Linked DNA regions of Mus musculus: region 2 is linked to region 1. A link is a loop called in an ENCODE intact Hi-C map of the cell type or tissue named here. Cell type or tissue: heart. All regions are shown on one strand. Each heading gives the region's core, and the rest is flanking DNA. Links, peaks and the distances in the headings are about the cores only. Region 1 has its middle 79 kb from the start of Slc16a7. Region 2 overlaps Slc16a7 (solute carrier family 16 (monocarboxylic acid transporters), member 7).

Region 1 (9,446 bases), core at 2,344-4,843:
TGTCTCGGGTCAGTGTAGGGATTGGAGAAATGCTCAGATGGACAGATTTCCTTAGAGAGGGCTGGAAAGTTTTCATGGTCTTGCGGCAAATCTCCAAACACTATCTTTGTCCTTTAGATACATCTGGTGGCTCTTGCCTTCTCCTTTGAATGATACAGAAAAGAAGTGATTCTACCAAGCACTGACTCTAAGCTTCATACTCATGGCTGAGCTAACCTACGGCAAAGACAGACACTATACCATATGGAGGCAATACCCAGAGTCTATTGCTTAGCTGAGCTTGTTGAAGTTCATAATTACTCCACAGGTTGGATCCATTTTCTGCAGGAGATCATGGCCACCTATAGACTGTTAGCATTGACGTAGATTCCTTAGTTCTCCTTAGCCCCCATCACCATGTGATATGGATTAGCTTTACCCACTTGGCAGAAGTATCTCTGAGAAGTCATTTTGCCCTTTGATGTCTTACCTAAAGAAAAGTACAGGAGTTGCTCTAGTTGTCTGGTTGCCTTGACTATGTATCTGTATTTTTTCTACAATCTACGAATTGAAACTCTCATACTGGTTATGATTATTTGGAGCTAAAGGTATATAGGAAGGTAATTCATTGTAGTGAGGCCACGAAGGTGGCAAGAATTAGTAGTGCTCTCCAGGAGAACTCAAAGCTGGCCAGCAGGCTCCTGACCTGACCTTTGGGGAAACAGCTAGGAGATGGCAGATCAGAACTCAGTCTACCTGGCCTGCTGGCACACTGCTGTGTCTCTGGCAGAAGCAAGCATGCATTGTTTAACCTACACAGTCTATTGTATTCTACCACAGCAGCTGGAGAAACCCGAGACTTCAGGGTGTTGATCTCTTCTATAGACGCATGGCCATGGAGAGAGTGATAATAGAGAAAGCCAACTTTCTGAGCAGGACCTTGGTTATATCACACTTACTGTTTAGAGTCCAGATACTCATAGTCTACGCTGGGGCATGAAGGCATGTGGCCTTGAAGGTACAAGTCTTCCTGCCCCAGCTGTACTCACAGGCCCATCTGGATCCTGAGATTTAAATTCTAGAAAAGTAGCACTTGCGATGAAAGCCTGCTATGGTGCTAAAGGGTTGAGCGTTGAAGGTTGTAAGTTTAGCAAATGAGTTAAGTAGTTCCAGAGCCTGGAGAGAAAAAGATAAAAACAAATCACACAACACGGGAGAAGGAGAGGAACGAGTGGATTAATTTAAGCACTGTATGTTTCTTGTGCTTCCTGTTCCTTTACTGTGAAAAGAAACTGAAGTGACAAATAACCAAAAAACATCTTAATTGCAAACATCCAAGAACATGTCCTTGCTGTGTCTCTACATTGCTTGTTTTAAACGTTTATTACTCTTTAGTGCCAATAAAATAAAGACATTTATAATCTTTGTTAGGTACTCAATTCTTATCTTCCACAATTATTCATTTATACTGTTTTGTTCCCTCCCCCCCCCCTTGTAAAAATGGGTTTTCTAGAATATCCTGCCTCAAGTTTTCCTTTTGGACTATTAACGTTCTTAGAAACATTTAACATTCATCATTGTTAGGGTGTGTGCTTGTGCGTGCACTTAAGTGTGTGTGTGTGTGTGTGTGTGTGTGTGTGTGTGTACGCAACTGGTCTTGTTTGCCAGGTGTGTGGAAGTCAGAGGACAGCTTACAAGTGTAGGTCTGCTCTGCCATGTAGATTCTGGGGTTTGAACTCGGGTCACCAGGCTTGGTGGCAAACATCTTTAGCCACAGAACTTTTTGGCTGAGCCGTTTTGAAGTTAACAGCCTCTCAAATTATCTTCTGTTCACTACACATATTGTCGCGCTCAAATCTTATGAAAACAGTTCCCTCTTTTGTAATGGCAGAAATTGATATTAAAATTCTGCCCTGCAGACTGCCTAGAGGAGACATAGTAAGACGTCCTGAATGTGTACCCAAGTGATCCCACCTTACTGCCTCGGTCTCCAAATGTGTGTAACATGAGTAACAGTGACCGAATCTAATGGAGTATCGCATCATGATGATCAGGACAGGAAAGGCCAATTAAATGGGCAGAAAATTGTAGCCTTGCTCTCAAATTCAAGCACATATAGTGCCACAAGGTTTTTCTCTAAGTAGAGATGTCAGTCTTCGAGTTGTCCAACCCTTCAGTTCCAACCCTTCCTTCCTCTTTTCAACTTCCCCAAGAAGGGCATGTTAGGGTGAAAAAAAAGGCCAACTCAACATCTGTGGGGTTTACCATAGTCCTTAGTGTTATTCTTGCTTAAATAACTAAATCCCGTCGTGAAACTTAAATAATGTGAGTGACATAAATTATTTACAATTGATAACCAACCACTGCCCGCAACTTCTACACTTTCAGTGTTTTGAGCTGTTTTCCATGCTTGTAAGTTTTACGTTTTTCTTGGAAGGATTTGTCTCTGGTGCTCCTACAGCACACCTTTCTCTATCCTCAATCAAGCCAGCACTCATTCCTAACGGAAGTCCTTAACTGAATGAATAACGAACGACTGGATGGATGGATGGATGGATGGATGAGTCACGCAGCCTTTTCTGTCGTAGCTCTTTTCTCTGCATTCTGCAGGCTCCTCTCTGCATCCTTATCTAGACATTGCATAACAGCCTAGGTCTCTCAGGCCACCTCACACCTGCCTCCTCAGGTTGGGCGCCAAAGCGCTAGGCCGGAGCAAGTCTGGGCTGCCCAGCCACAGCAGATCGCTCCGGGTCAGAACTAAAATCCGAAATGGAGTGCCGGGAGCCACAGAACCCGCGCAGACCAGCGCCAACCGCTGAGCCCTCAGGAGCATGCTCAGTGCGCCTCCCTTCCTCGCGCCCCCAGCCCGCACCCCGCTCCCGCGTCCACCCCCTCACCGCACCCAGGCGCGCTCCCGGGCACCCCAGCCCGCCTCTGCTCCCGCACCCCTCTCCCGGGCCTCGGTAGGGGAGGACACGTCAGGGGACATAAATAAATAAATAATTCCATTCAGCGGATGACAGCGAGGCCGGGCGGCTGCTGCTGGGCGGGGGGACCGGGAGAGCGGCGGTGCGCACCGGGTGTCAGAGTCAGGTAAAGGCGGTGCTCCCGGGGAGGACGGGAGGAGGAGGAGGAGGAGGCGGGAGGAGGGCGAGTGAGGTTACCCAGGGACCGCAGGCGGGTGCGGAGAAATGGCAGCCGGTGCCAGCCGGCGCTCCAAGTGCCTCGAGCCCTTATATAGACAAAAAATCCCGAAGCCGAGCGGGCGCGGGCTGCGGCGGGAGCTTCAGGGTCCCCAAGGTTCGGGGATTCAGAAGTCTCAGGGTCGAGGCCACCAGCTGCTGGCGCTGCTCAACTATGCTGTGGCGCCTCCTCTGGGCACGGCGGAACATCAGGCGGGCACTGCCAGGCGAATGCCCCTGCCATGCTCGCCCACATCTCCCCAGACCCACAGCGTCTGGGGTGGTGTCATTGAAGTGGGTGTGGATGGGTGGGGAAGTGCGTGGAAGGAACGGCTGCCCTTTCAGCAGAAGATCCGCACCTGGGGAGAAGGGAAGGTGTCCTGTTTCGGTCCCCAGGAAACCTGGGTGGAGACCGGAGACCACTGGACAGATGCAGGAGAGGCTTGTGGCCTGGCCTAAAGGTTACGCTGTCTTCCAGGGACCTGAGAAGAGCCAGTACCACCTGTGGTCCTCTGGGCTTCCTGAGCTATTTCATCACGCTGGGGACACCAGTCTTGGGCAGGTAGCACACAGGTGGCTGTGAGCCTCAGCGGATGCTGCTTCCCTGCTGGCTTCTGCATTCTTTACTTCCACTAGCCAAGAGGGCTGCAGATTGCTTTGGGAGGAGCAGTAAGTAGTGCTCTGGGTGTCTCTCACTTCCTGGTTGGACTACTCTGGGGCAATTACACACACACACACACACACACACACACACACACACACACACACACACACACACAGACACACACACACACACACACCAATTTCTCTGCAAGTGTTTCTTTAACTCCCTTTTTGGTGGAAAATTAAAACCGGGCCACATTGAACTGTGTAGTGGCAATACAAAAGCTAATCGTCCATGCCCTTCTCCCTCCCCAAACCAAAAGGAGATGCAGTGAAGGGATTAAAAATAGCAGGAACGATGCTCGAGACTCAAAAAGCCCCGACAGGAGGAAACCGTGGGCACAAATGCTTTTTTTGGGTGTTCCAGGCTTCATGCCTGAACCCAGTCAGCTAGGACAGCAAGGCTCCCGAGGCCTTCTCAGGTTCCCTTGACCCGTGCCCTGTCACCCAAACCACAAAGGTGAGGATTTAGAGAAGGCAAGAGGAAAATCAGAGTTGGGTGTGGGCCACAGAATGCAGATGAGAGTCGAACAAATTAAGTTACATGAAGACAGTCAGGCAAGCCTAACTCTCCATATGTTCTGCTTTTAAGTCCTTTTACATGGGAGGGTAACGGAATAATTTTAGAGATGAAGGGGCGGGGCGCGGTAGAGGGCAGCTAGCTCAGTATATGCTGTAACAGCTCATAAAGAAAGAAACCCACAAAGCAAGCAGTGGGGGAGCAGTTGAGGATTAGACCACGAGCTCTATCACTGTGCAATGCCCCCTTCCACGTCTTATTCGTAACTTTTATTTTGAAGCAAAATCTTGTTAAAATAGCAAGGCTGGCTTTGGATTCTGTGCAGCCCAGGGGAACTTTGCAGTGGCCCTCCTCTCTGGGAATAGAGGTGAAAGGGAAGTGCCACTCTTTTCTGAAGCAATCATCAATTACCAACAGTTTCTTAGATACAAATCAGTACACATTCCTGCAAATGCCCCCTTTGTCTCTAGACACACACATCTCATTTTAACATCAGCCCTATATTTTGGGCCTCCATCTTTCCTACAGGTAGGGAAGGCAGAACGACCTAAACAAACAAACAAACAAACAAACAAACAAAAAATATGTTCCTTATCCAGAATTTTATTCTGGGTACCTGAGGTGAAATAAGTGTGTCTCTAGATGATTCTTTTGACTCTATTCTCACTCATCAAACACTCTGGAGATACACACGGGATAAAAGGAAACAGAATACAGAGAGAGTGAGACCCAGAGACCACCATAATGGTTTCTGTATTTTTGTAAGGTGCAGTGTATTATTAGTAATTTTGTCTTCATTTTTTTCCCTTGTCTACAAAATAAGATTGGCTGTACCCATTCTGAATTACTACTATGGAAAATAAACTACGGGAACCCCTTAGAATGGGCAGTAGCTAATTTTGACACCCCAGCTTCATTCCAGTTACTACTGGAGTTACTGTGATGTGGTCTCAAGAAATTCACATTCTGAGAAGTATGAGCACAGACACACACACAGACACACACAGACACACACAGACACACACAGACACACACACACACACACACACACACACACACAGACACGAGTAGCCGGGGATTCTAGTTATCTGGTTAATCTTTCTCAGCACCTCTTGTTTTTCAGTTTTTGCCACTTCCTTTTTTCTCTAAGAATGAGACCTATATCCCAGTTAATCCAAACAGACTTTAGCAGTTGTAAAAAGTACTTATCAGATCTGCCAAAAGGCACCTTTTGGAAGTGGTGTACCTCAGGGACCCAAGCATTTGGTTCTGCATTCTTGTTCACTGTGAGTGACCCTGTGTCAGTTGGTGATAGACTCCTTCTTCAGGAGTCCCTCCCTGGGACTGTCTTTGCCAATGTATTGATTGCCCCTCCCTTTGAGAAAAGCTATCATGTTGCACTTTCTTCTATATTTTTAGACAAGAGTAATTTACTCATTCCTGGAGGTTGAAAAGTATAGTAACCTTAGTGTCATTAGAATGTTGTCTGTCTTCAGGCATGATATGACTCTTTTCTATAAACATATAAGGACCTTATAGGGGAGAATTGTGTACACTCATATTTACAGACATGTCTAGGCTCAGGGCTTACTCTATCAGCATAGCTAGTGTCTTAGTCTGCAGCAGTGTTGTGTCTAACACAACACCTGATGCTGGAAAACATATTAGAAAACCAAGGAAGCTGATTTGCCTCATGGTACAGATGGATGCGAAACATAAACATAATGGTACTAGCATGTTGTTAGTGTCCCTTGGTAGCATGATAACGTGCGAATGTAGTAGGGTGAACGGAACATACAAAAGTGGCCAAACATGTGGTGTGGTTAACTGCTACCCCAGTAACTAACCCAACCTCACCTGACGTCACTAATCTTGTCAGAAGCATTATGAGTGGTATTCCCCAAATCCCAACTCCCCCTTCAAGTCGCCAGTAGCGCTTGGCACAACACCATTCTGTAAGAAGTTGAGGACTCTACATGAGATTTGTTGGGGACAAAGCATATTGAAGCCATAGCAAGTATTCAGTGAGAGAGATGGAATAAACAGCTCTGCATAATGCAGCTTTTGCCTTTTGTTGAGTTAACCCAGGGCAAACACTTCTTCTTCTTCTTCTTCTTCTTCTTCTTCTTCTCCTTCTCCTTCTCCTTCTCCTTCTCCTTCTCCTTCTCCTTCTCCTTCTCCTTCTCCTTCTCCTTCTCCTTCTCCTTCTCCTTCTCCTTCTCCTTCTTCTTCTTCTTCTTCTTCTTTTTCTTCTTCTTGCCATCTCAAAGTTTTGATTTATTTGTTTCTCTGGATCTTGGCTTGTACTCACAAATTTTCTAACTACTTAGCTATTCTTTCAACCATTTTTTAAAAATACAGAATATACAAAGAAGAAAAAATTTAAAACAAACAAAACAAAATTCTCTCTGGAACCAAAACCTCCATATCTCAGCAGGAGTAGGCACCATAAAGTTTCTGCAGGCATTGTGAACAGAAATAGTCACTGCTTCATAGGGCAAACACTTCTTTCTGTCATGTTCTTCAGTGCCTGGCACATGGTAGTTCCGAAAGACAAATTATAGAAAGAGTGAAGTCAAGAGCAACAGAAGCAGATGTGACACGAGAGGAGGGGGAAGGAAACCTACCAAGAACAGCAGCTGACCCTCCTGTGTCTCCAGCTCCGACTCAAGCAGGAAGGGTCACGGGCACTCTGCCCTCTAAGACGGGAATGCCAAAACTCTTTGGAGGGGCTCCTAGCCTCATGTTCCCGCCAGCCGTCTAGTCTGTAAGATGTGTTTATGTGGATTAGAGAAGCACCTTCTCTTGGATGGTGAATTAGCAAATGAGGCACATACACCTTAAATACCTGTGTGAAACCCACCCAAAGCAGACAGGAAAGCCACTCAGGAAAGACTCCTTCATGGACTCTAGGTTTAAGTTGCTCCTAAGAGACCGCTTAGTGACAGGTCTCGTGACAGGAGAGAGTTGACTTTCTATGGTATTTTTGAACATGGAAGAAGATGCTGAATGTGAGGTGTCATAAGTCAGACCTGACAACTAGCGTGGATACAACAATCACAGTAAGCATTCTCACTGCCTCTCTCCCCTTCTCATCCTGGCCTCTGACTATTTCAGTGGTTAAGGCCCTTACTGGTTTCCATGTCTTGACATCTGTCTTCATCAGAACTTTTTTGAGATTGACCCAGGAGTCGGGAATCTCTTCAGTCAGATATTCTATTTTATCATAAATTATACTTACTAGAGAAAGCATTCTATGTGTTCTTGGTCTTGGGAATGGAGGTCAAATATCTCACTCATCTGGGATGGGCAGAGATCAGAGCAAGTGAGACTGGTGTGCCTGTATTATGATTTTAGGTTCTGCTTCTTGCCAATTTGGACTAGTTGTTAAATCTCTTCCACTCTTGGTTCCTTTTTTTTTTTTTTTTTTTTTTGTAAAAAGAAGATAAGAACAAATTTCATATAGATTAGAAAGATTAAGTGCCATAGTGTTTAGAACTAACACATGCATAGAAATCATTTAAGGCATTGTAGCTAGCCAATATTAATATTGGCCTTAGGGCTTTAAAGGTTATTTCCACTTCACTGGCTTATTTATCTTAACAGATCGGAAAAGCCTGCTAGATGACATATTGGTGGTAAATAATTAAACATTGAATAGGCTCATTTATTTGGTGCCCTGTTTTGTGGCAGGCTTTCTCAAAACTTTTTTGGATGAGCCAGGTACTCAAGTCCATCACTGTAGTTCTTTGGAGGGAGAAACAAACTGGTCAGGAGTGCAGGGCCCATTTCCATTGCATCACAATTTGAAGGGCCATCCTGGGCTACATAAAGACTTCTATAATGAAAACGAAGCACATCAAAATCAAAACACCCTCCCAGCCAAAAATCAGCCAACTAACCAACTAACTAAACAATCAAAGAGAGGGGGAAAAAAAAAGAAACCCAGTTGGATCAATGTGTCAGGAAAGGCAACAGGAAAGGGCTCTATAGTGATATTTAATGAGCAACAGAACATTTTAAATTATTTCAGAGAAAGCTGTATTTTCTCAGTTTGTCACATAAAGGTTGGACACCGAAGGCTGGGTTGTTGTGTGGGAGACCCACTGCTTTACACTCAGAGTGTCATGGAGGAGCCCAACAGACCATCTGTAGATGATAAATGGTAATAGCCCCACCACACTGGACATCCAGAAAATACAGGGGCCTGCCCTGTGTGTGTATGTATACATATGTGCATGTATGCATATGTGCATAGATATATATTTTTTCAGATCATATGTGTGTGTGTGTGTGTGTGTGTGTGTGCGTGAGAGAGAGAGAGAGAGAGAGAGAGAGAGAGAGAGAGAACTGAAAAGACAAAAGTGTTAGAAAAGGAGCTGGGGAATGTGTCTTAAATGCAAAGAGCCCATGGTTCCACCCCCAGCATTATAAAAAAAAATAGAAATAGTTAATTACAAATTAAACACTGAGCTTAATGACACTAAAACCAGTCCAGGTAGGGCTCACAGAGACATCCCCAATGTATTCATAAATATTGGTGTTGATAAATGATGCACATATTCTGTAAATAATTTTCCTGACCTAATAACAAAACTCTCGCAAGCACTTTCATTAATATTCATCGAAATCCCTAAGGAGTTTCTGGAAATCCCACAAAGCTTTTGAGTGACAGCTACACTGTGCTAAGGGAAAGTTTTTTTTCCTTCGGTTTTCTTTTCTGTTAAAGGTATTAATGGGTATTTCCATGGCAGTGTTCATGTAGTTTTCATGGCAGAAATCAGTTATTAATATTTGGCAATATTTGCCATTATAACAGCTTTAGGTTGAAAGTATCTTATTTAAACAGATACAAGTGAAACGTTTGTTTAGATAATGATTTATATAAATCAATGGTATTCTAAAGAAAACCTTTTTAAATATTTATTTTCTCAGTATTATTCACTGCAAAACTGTATTAATTCTTCATTAGATTATGTTTAAAGCAGCTTACCTGACACCATGGTATATTGCTTTTCCTTATACTACTACACCAAACTCTCTGAAGCAGGTAATTTAGAAAGAAAATCTGTTAATTTAACTCCCAGTCTTAAAGGATCATG
Region 2 (9,446 bases), core at 4,239-6,738, 120 kb after region 1:
TATTCATATATATATTCAACTTAGGAATCAAAACAGACTGCACTAAGACTTTCACCTTTCTGCAAGCTAAGTAGCAGAAAACAGTGAGACATTCCATTTGTAGACATGTTAACTGTGTAACATCCGTCCTCAGGCTTTGATCCTGTGGCGTTTGAAATAGCCGATGAGTATGAGAAGGTCAGAGTCATTCTTCTCTAAAAAGCAAAACTGAACTTCGAAAGGTTAAAAGACTGGCAGAGATCACAGGACCCGCTGTAGAAAAGCTAGCCTGGCAACCTTGCTTGTCATTGCTTCTAAGTGTGGGGGTAGAAGGAGAGAGTTCTGGATAAATGTGTAATGTTTGCTTTTCCCCATCATGGAGTTCACGGTGTTCTGAAGCGCTGTGGATCAGAAGTACACAGACTGAACTCTAATCTTTATTTCTTTGTGTGGTGACCATGTGATTCTTAGGCAAGCAAGCACAACTGTCAGAACCCGACTCCTTCGTCTGAAAAATGTTTACTCATGTCACTCTTGGCTCCTTCATGAAAAGTCATATGACCCACACCACAAAGGGAAAGTACTCTGGAAATGGCTGAGTGCTTTTATAAAATATAAGCAAGCATTGTTTCATGCTACCATAGCATTTCAGAGCACGAAATTATCCAGAAGAAAAAGTTAGAGGTGAAACCTAAACTCTACCAGTAAGAGGTACGTGATTGCAGCCAAGTCGTGAACTCAGAATCAGTTTTGTTCATTATAAAGCAGGGAATTAAGTGGTATTTATATCAGCAAAAATGTTGGGATGCCATGTACTACAGGCTGTGTGAAGAAATAGAAAATGAAAAGAAGGAAGGAAGTCTTCAAACACTATAAGTGGGTTCTAATAGTACAAACAGAGAGAGAGGGAAGAGGGGGGAGAGGAGAGAACAAGGAGAAGAAGAGAGAGGAAGAGAAGGAGGAGGAGAAGGAGGAGGAAGAAGAAGGAAGAGAAGGAAGGAAGGAAGAAGATGAAGAAAGAAAAGAGAGTCCTCTTTATCCTGTAATGTACTTAACATATTTTATGTCTGTGTTGTGAAATGTAATTTTTCCTGAATCTCCATGAGAAGTTTTTAAATTAATGAACCCAAAACAAGCACAAGAAGGCAAAGGACAGAGGACGGCCCTGCATGACCAAGAAGGCAAAGAACAGAGGACGGCCCTGCATGACCAAAACCTTACTTCTGATTCTGGACTGGGGAATCCTGTCTTAGATATTAAACTCTACCCTGAGTTTGATTCCTTTCTTTGTTCATTCATTAATTTTTCTGAAACCTTTGGATGCTTGCTTTTCTACCACTGTATCAGGGCCTTCAGAAGAGCTGAGGTAACATTTCTTATTGACCTTTATGGACAACTGATCGCCTCGCTCACTCTATTAAATCAATTTTGTGCCTGAACTAGATACAGTTAGCCTTTAGACTTAGCCACTCCAGGCTCTGTACCCTCCTCTTGCCAATACCAATTTTACAAATGGGGGTGTATTATTGTGTAAGAGTGAACATAAAAGGTGACTTTTACAATACCACAAAAACAAAAGGTTATTCATGTATGAACAAATATTCCGTAGTTGCCAACCCAAGAAAGACTCAACATGGGTTCTGACAGGTGTTCAGACATACTTAAATGGTAGACATGTTCCCTCAGTGTATTACTGTTTTTGTTTATCTGAATTCAAGTCTGACTTTCTGGATGTAGAGGTAATGAACAGAATATCAGAGGCTCAATTAGAGCCAGAAATATACCTAAACTTTCTTAAAGATACCTGGCATTGTAGACTTGCTAACTTATATCATTCACAAGTCCTCTTTTTTTTTGTAGCTAAACCTTATTCCCATATGTCAAGAATCCAATGGTGAAAACAGAATAATCCATGTTTCATGATGTTTATAATCTTAAAACGTTTTTCAAATCTTCAAATACTACCACAATTGCATACAATCCTGAATAGTCCTCTAGTTTCTTAAAATGCAACTGGAAACTTCCCTTTCTGTGTCAGCACCTATACAGTCCAATACAGTTGCCGTGTAACTAAATCATCTTCAAAAGAATTTAAAACATGAAACAGTAGATGAAGGCAAAATTGTTTTTCATAGCTCATGAATAGAATCCGCACACCCCCTTTGTGCTTTGTGATTCAGTATGGAAGCAGCGATGGTATAAATAGCACGCTACTACTGGTCTCCTAAGGAGTCAGTTTGATTTGAGGCATATTTAACTTGCACCTCAGAGCGCAGTTTTTATGTCAGGAGAAAATGTTTTGCTACTAGGAAACCTCAACCCTATTCTTATCGCGAGTCTGAGATGTTGTATCTCTTCTGAAGTTGGTGTATTTCATTGAATCATCTTAATGGGCTCTGGCTGCAGAACATCAATATCGCTCTGGAGACGGAAGGTGGTTCCGGTAATGCCTGATGCCTCAGCATCATTTGTAACACAAATGATGGGGAGCTTGCGGCTTAATGGCCACTAATTTATTTTGAATGCTTGATGTGATGCATTGCCTCCATCAGTAGTGAGCCGGTTCACTTCGGCTTGTGAGAAGTAAGAGTTCAGTTGGTGAAGAGTTTTATTCTTTCACATCAGATGGAAAAATATGCCCAGTGGGAGTAGCTTATACATTTACCAGTTCTGTACAATAGTTCTCATACTTCACACACAGTGCCTTGCCTTTTATCATGGGTAACCATGGCAGTATTCCTAAAAACAAAAACAAACAAACAAACAAACAGTCAACCTTTTCTGGTTTTGCTCTTATTTAAGCATGTAGTTCCCACTGGTTTGGGAAGAGTTGTTTGTTGTTTGGGGGTTTAAGTTTATTGGTTGTTTGGTTGTTTGGTTTTGCCTTTTTGAGACAGGGTTTCTCTGTGTAGCACTGGTTGTCCTCTAACTCTCAGATCCTCCAGCCTCTACCTCCTGGATGCTAGGATTAAAGGTTCGTGCCGCCACCACACCTTCCTGGAACAGGTTCTTAATTGATATCTGTCATGGTATTTTTCTCCAGAAAGGATGTATGTCACATTTTATACACTAGAGATTGTTATATGTCTCAGTACTTAACATTACATCAAATGGACAGTATTTTTCTTATTATTGCTTAATTGCATTGCCAAGGAAGATAAATTTAACGAGGTTATTGGAGTTCCCAGAAGTTATCTTTGCTGAGTGATGGACCTTTAAATGCAATCAATTCAGTCTGGAAAACCTCCTTCCTCTGGTAACATCATTAAATAATTTCACTTGAAACTGGCCTCTTTGGCATTTGATTAGTAAGAGTTTTGATGTGGTGCCCCTCTGTTGCTATGAGCTGTGTTGATGTCCGTTGCTATCGCTGTGATATAAAAAGGGCCTGGGATCTGAGTCAATGTGTGTGTGGAACAGACTTTCCTGGTTTTGTTTCCATGATGACTTGAGATCTTAAGACAGCCATACTCTAGACTGGTTCCTGTCACTCTTTGCATTATCCTTGATACAGAGTTCCTGCCCAGATGTTCCATCAGGGTCAGTGGATGCTTTCTAGGATCATTTGACGAATTTCTCCTTATATCAAAACAGCAGTGTGCCCTGGTTTCCCTCCAGCGTTTGCATGTCATGCCTTCTTTTCTATCTATCAGTGCACATAGTACAAAGAGCTATTGGATTACAGAGACTGGAATGGTTTGCCACTGCCCTGCGTGATAGTGGCCAAGATCTCCAAAATTCATCTTATTATTTGTGCATTCATATAAGAACTGGATGGGGAAAAGTTCCAAAGGCTGCAAGCATACGCAAAGAACGATAGGCAGCTAAGGAAAACTAGAAAGGAGAGTGGTGGCTCGCTGATTGTCTATGCAGTACCAACAAAGGTCAGTCAGTCCTGAAGATATACTTACAAGTAACAACATAGAGGAAAAAAATATATATATACAAATGCATAACGGTGAAGGAAAAAAGAAATCATGTATCTAAAGGAAGGCTGGGGTTGGGAGAGAAAATAAGAATAGAGCAATAAAATTGTATTATAATCTCAAAACAATAAAACAGACTAAGACTTTTTAACAAAGGATAATATCATGTCACATTCTTGCAGAGCCCCTAGGCTGTTCGTATATCTTCTTCCAGAGATACTGGATTTATGCTATGTGTCCACATCAACACAAGAACAGCAGCTGTCTGATCTAAGCTATTTTTGCACACCACACTAAGAAAAGCCCAGTTCCCAAAGGCACACTCAGAAAGACTACATATTGTAAGTATCCACTGGAGCTATTCAAAGAATTCAGGTGACCAGGGAAGTCACCCTGGGGTGTGAAGCCCCACAGGGTGGGTGCTTCTCAGTCTTACTGTGGTTTGGTTTGGCAGGGACATCTTGAAGTTTTCTCATGCACGTTGAAATAGTTCCTGATAATATGTAGTGCCTTCGCCAAGCAAACAGTCTGGCAATAGTCGTTTACTATAATGAGACAGACAGGCAGAAATGATAGTGGAAGTTTCAGGTTTTTTTTTTTTTTTTAAAGGGGAGAAAGAATGTTTTTGCTTGCGAATCATAGAGGATACCTAAGCAGCCAGGAGACAAGGGCGCTCATGGAAACAGTAGATTATAAAACTTGATTACTGGCTTTTATTGTAGCCAAGACTTTAAGAGATTAAGTATTAACATCAGAGGGCAAAACTAGTTCAGATAGTAAATGGAGCCTCGTGGCACCGGCAAGAAAACAAAGCAGGCATTCAAATGGGACTGTTATCGCCCTTGTAAAGGGACAGGGACGTGAGCCAACAGGAGGAAGCCCTGCCTGCCCTTTGAAAGCAAACGTGGAATTTCGTGATCTCTCAAGCATTACTGCCGTCTCCGCTGCTGTAATGATTCCAGTGAAAGACAGCTGACTCGTGTAACCCTGTGTCTCAAAGGCAGATGAAGATGGTACCAGTCAAATACCCATCTTATTTCTAATTAACACAACAGTGGATCATGTGAATCTTAAAAAAAAAAAAATCATTTCCTCATTAACAGTTACCTTCCCCACCTCTTCACGGGACCTTTCGGGACTTTAAAGGTAGATGGCTTGCTCGTTCCTCACATGGTTCTTACTGGAGGTTTTAAAATCTATTTACCAACTCCAAACCCTGGCATGGGCCAAGCCTCTGTTCTTGGTCTTAAACTACACATGGTTCTGGCAGTCAGCCCACTCTTTGTGGGATTCCAGCCTGTTCTGTGGCTCTCGTTCCGACTTTATCTTATTGAGGACAGCCGGTAGTCTTAGTGCCACACACCGTAGCCTTGTCTTGGAAGGAAGGAAGGTGCCGACGACTGGCCAGAGGCAAAAGGCCATTGCACACTGAGCTTAAGCTCTTAGAGTCGTGAGCTTCCCGTGCGAAAGAATCCGTTGAGGAGCTTGAAAGCTGTTTCGTGACATCTGTGTCTAGGGCAGCTCCAAAGCTTCTCCTGTCCAGGGTGGAAGGCATTGGGAACACCTTGAAAATCTTTGGTGTTTGCAAGCGTGCTGTGAGGAAGCAAACACTTCTCAGAGCTAGGCTGGACCTTCTCCTTCTTAGCACTTGACTCTAGGCGAGTCTTAGGAATAATAGCCTTACAATGATGTCTTATAAGTGTTTATTAAAAATCAGGTCAGAGGGGACAGAATGGAGGGCTCAGTAGTTTAAGAGCAAGGGATGCTCTTCCAGAGGACCTGGCTCCCACAAGCCAGCTCACACTCAGTTACACACTCAGTTACAGGGAAGCAGTGCCCTCTTCTGGCTTCCACCGGCAACAGACATGCATGCACGTTGATGCATAGACCTACAGGTCAAACACATACACATAAAGGAATGAACTAAATGCACATTTTAATCTGGCAGAAGCAGCTCTGGTTACAGGGTGAGATGCTCCATTTCTGCAGATAGGAGAGCAGGGTAGGCTTCCCATAGGGTCACACGCTAATGCAGCTCCAGCTTTGGGTTCCTAGCATCCACACTCAGCCTTAGAGCTCTTGCACGAAGCAAAAAGGCATTGACTTGAACCCTCGGGGGCTCCTGAGGCCAGTCAGGACCTGCGAGTGATAACTCCACGCTATTGATTTGTCAGTTTACAGTTAATTTTGGGATGCGGAGGAAAGAAGAGCCACAGTGTTCAGATTGCTGCCGGCCAAATTGCTGCTTCATGAGCCAAATGCCCACATATAGAGAGGAAGCGAGAAACCGCTGTGGAAATGAAAGGATCAACAGAGATTTGTCACAAAGAAATTGGAATTAAGTCATGGAAAACATGCTGAAGATATTTGATGAGACGCTAGGGAGATATTTAAAATAATCAAGCAGTTACCGAATTTATCACGATCTTAGAAAATGTAGAAGAATAGGAGGAGGGAAAGGAAAAGAGAGCAAATGTTGATGTTGAAAGACATCAGTATTGTTTTCCAGTATGAGAGTCTCGGGAGATCTTTTGGGCTGTAGTAAATGTAAGAATGAAGAGTTCTCATGCTGTGCCTTCAGCAGTCTCCTTTTCCAAGATAAGTACAGTTTCCTTTCGCATCCCCTTTCTTTCGGAATGTCTTCATATCAGTGTAAATTGTAGGACATGGATTACCCCCCTAATTTCCCAGATTGAGGTTGGTTTGGTGAGTGACAGGACGTGGATGTTTCGGAAGAGATATCTTCCCGTAAGAGAAGCCGTGGTAGCTGTACGCAGTGCAAATAGGTGGATGACTCGGTGCACAGACATTGCCGGATGAAGGAGCCACTCCTGGCTGAAGAAGGAGTGCTACCTAGGATTCCAGAGGAGTAATCCCCGTGTCACTACTTATTTAAGATGCCCACAATGTTTATTTACTAGTAACTAGCCACATTGAAGTAGTAAGAGAAAACTGGGGTGCTCAAACTGAAAGAAGAAAGGTTTTTTTTTAATAATTATGGAAGAAACAGAGCAAAAGCATAATTACACATTATTTACCTAAGAAGTGAAGTAGAGTTTTCCTCCACTGGTGTTTCATACACTTCAGAAAATATTATATCAGTATACCCTATCGTTTGTCATTAATGCTTTTTTATGCATTGTTATACCTTGCTCTTTATTATATAATTTCATTATTTACAACAACTCTTAAATTTAAAAATTTTGATCATACTATTTCCTTCCCCAAGTTGTCCCAGATCCTCTCCCATGTCCTACACACCACACTTTTAAGTTCTTTATCAGAAAATGAGGGTACAATAACAACACCCCCCAAAACAAGGAAACAAAGTAAAATCACCCACACCCTCAAAAAAAAAAAAAAAAAACCTTGCAACTGAGTAAATGTGCGTGCAAAAAAGAGTAAGGAGAGACCGGGAAGCTTCACCCATCCTGCATCTTTAACACCTAAGTGTGTGGATAAAGCGTCAGAGGGAGCAAGTATTTCTGAGATGTGTTAATATACAGAGCTCACAAGGATCGTAGATCATAAACACGCATGGAAGTCAGAGGTGTGTGACAAAACGGCCTGTGTCTCATTTTTAACATATTTCACATATTTAACATATTTCCAAAGCTGGTCTTCAACTAGGCTCGTCACCAAAGAAAGCCAGGGTCATCATTATGCTTTTCAGAGATCACTTTAGTGATCAATTTATGTCCAGTGAAAGAAGGGATATAGAACAAGCAAGGAAAGGCCAACAAGCGTGAAAAGAGACACTTGTCTGAGTGGCGTTTAGGACCCAGATTTGATGTATCTGCTACATCTGGGACAAAATGTGTGGAACATGAAAACTGACTGAGGATGATGTCCAGTTTGGGGCCTGGCTGAAAGCACGGTAATGTCACCCAAGGAAGCAGGTGTATAGGAGGAGCCCGTGTTATTCCAGGAGCTAGATTGAAACTGAATTTGTATCTCCAAATACTTTGATGTCCTCCCTGATGTACAAAGCTGAGGATGTGAGAAAGGGGTTGTTCTGCACTTCATGGGTGCTCTAACACGGCGACTAAAGAGAACTCAGAGGGAGAGATGAAGACGCTTCGCCTCTAACAGAGTCTTCATCTAGCACATCCTGAGTGGTGCCCCAGTTAGCTGGGTGTGGTGACTCATGTCTGTAACCCCAGCATTCGAGAGGCTGAGAGACTAGGACTGACTTGAGTTCTAGACTAGCCTGGGTTACACAGTAAGTTCCAGGCTAGCCTGAAAATTAGAGAGCAATCAAAAGTGGGCAAGTTCTCTCCACGTTGGCATTCCACGCTAGTTCTCTCTGCTTCTAAACCTACCAGAAAAATATTACATTTCTCCTTCAAAGAATATTGACAAGGTACATACATAGCAGATAATTAGATTTCTTATGAAAGAGTAGGTCCTTGCAGTCTCACTTTTCCCCCAAGGCTGGAAAACAGTATTGAGCATAATCACTCTTTAAAATAAGTAATAGTTTGCTACCAAGAAGTACAGAGACGAATATACGAATGTATTCACGTGATGTTGTAACGATACGAAGGAAAGGCTCTAAAATGCTTGCTGTTTAAATAGAAAACACGCCAACGTCCCGCTGCATTGTAATAAAAATTAATGAACAAATTGGTAATCAAAAGCCTGTTGAAATATAATGAATTAGAGTTTAATGAAATAATTAAAGGTATACTAGAAAGAGTTTTGAATCTGTGATCTTACCCCATTCTTGTTGGCTAAATGGAAGAGAAAAATCTAAAATGAGAAGAGAGTAGAACTTAGACACCCGAAGAAGGGGAACACAGTGCTTGGCCTATTTAAGTCACAATGTGAGAATCTTGAAATGTTTGAGTAAATAAGCTTACTGGTTACTTATACATGTGCCCCACTATTTGTAGCCAACCCTATACAATTTAATTGGCTTTGGTGACGCTCTTAGTATTCAATTTTTAACAACTACAGAAAAGAATAATTCACCTTAAGTCCCTAGTAAGATGTGAAGAGCCAACCTCACATACCAGTTCTTTACTACAATAAAAGCAAGTTTTCAATAATGGCCTTCGAAAATTGGAGGGAGGAAAATCTCTAGTTAGATTGCATTTTCCCAAAGAGCACTGTTTCCTGTGGGTGATGCGGTATATTCTCATGTAGCTCCTACATTACACAGGAAGATTAGAACTGCCTGCTTCAGTTTTTGTGACTGTTTAAATGGAACCAACACCAGGCTATATTCATCAAGAACAGAACCTTCACTCCATCTAATGGTGTCAGAGTATCATGTCATTCACTGCAATCTATAGCTAGTGGCATGCCATAATATCGATTAGAGGAATGAAGCTAGGGGCATGAGAATAATAGAGATATTTCGCTGACTATGAAATTAGTGACTAATGATGATTCTGCTTACAGGTCTGTGGTGTAGATCTTAAAAACAACAGCCATTGTCTGTTCCTGTGTAGTATTTTTAGATATCACAGAATGTACCACTTCACCTACCTGTGATAATTATCCATCCTCTGTGCCAGGCACACCCATATCTCTGTG

The links. A loop is a pair of places that touch in the nucleus more often than their neighbours do. Peaks named below come from ENCODE experiments on the same cell type or tissue, not always from the same donor. Only the 100,000 strongest peaks of a DNase experiment are listed, where the experiment ranks them.
Region 2: it touches region 1 in a loop (2.6-fold over the local background); 7 of 42 quality-filtered maps call a loop at or near these places.

What each region holds. Positions count from the first base shown.
Region 1 is chr10:125,382,913-125,392,358 of GRCm38, reverse strand. It overlaps a transcript of Slc16a7 not described here. Among named protein-coding and RNA genes, the nearest start is that of Slc16a7, 79 kb to the right of the region's middle. In heart, for the core only: a CTCF peak has its summit at 3,341; DNase peaks (open chromatin) are centred at 3,038, 3,778 and 4,448; H3K4me3 peaks cover 1,525 bases; H3K27ac peaks cover 1,299 bases; H3K27me3 peaks cover 398 bases.
Region 2 is chr10:125,261,438-125,270,883 of GRCm38, reverse strand. All of the region lies in intron 3 of Slc16a7 (solute carrier family 16 (monocarboxylic acid transporters), member 7), which reads left to right. Among named protein-coding and RNA genes, the nearest start is that of Slc16a7, 43 kb to the left of the region's middle. In heart, for the core only: a CTCF peak has its summit at 5,767 (motif pointing left); no DNase peak of the experiment used is centred there.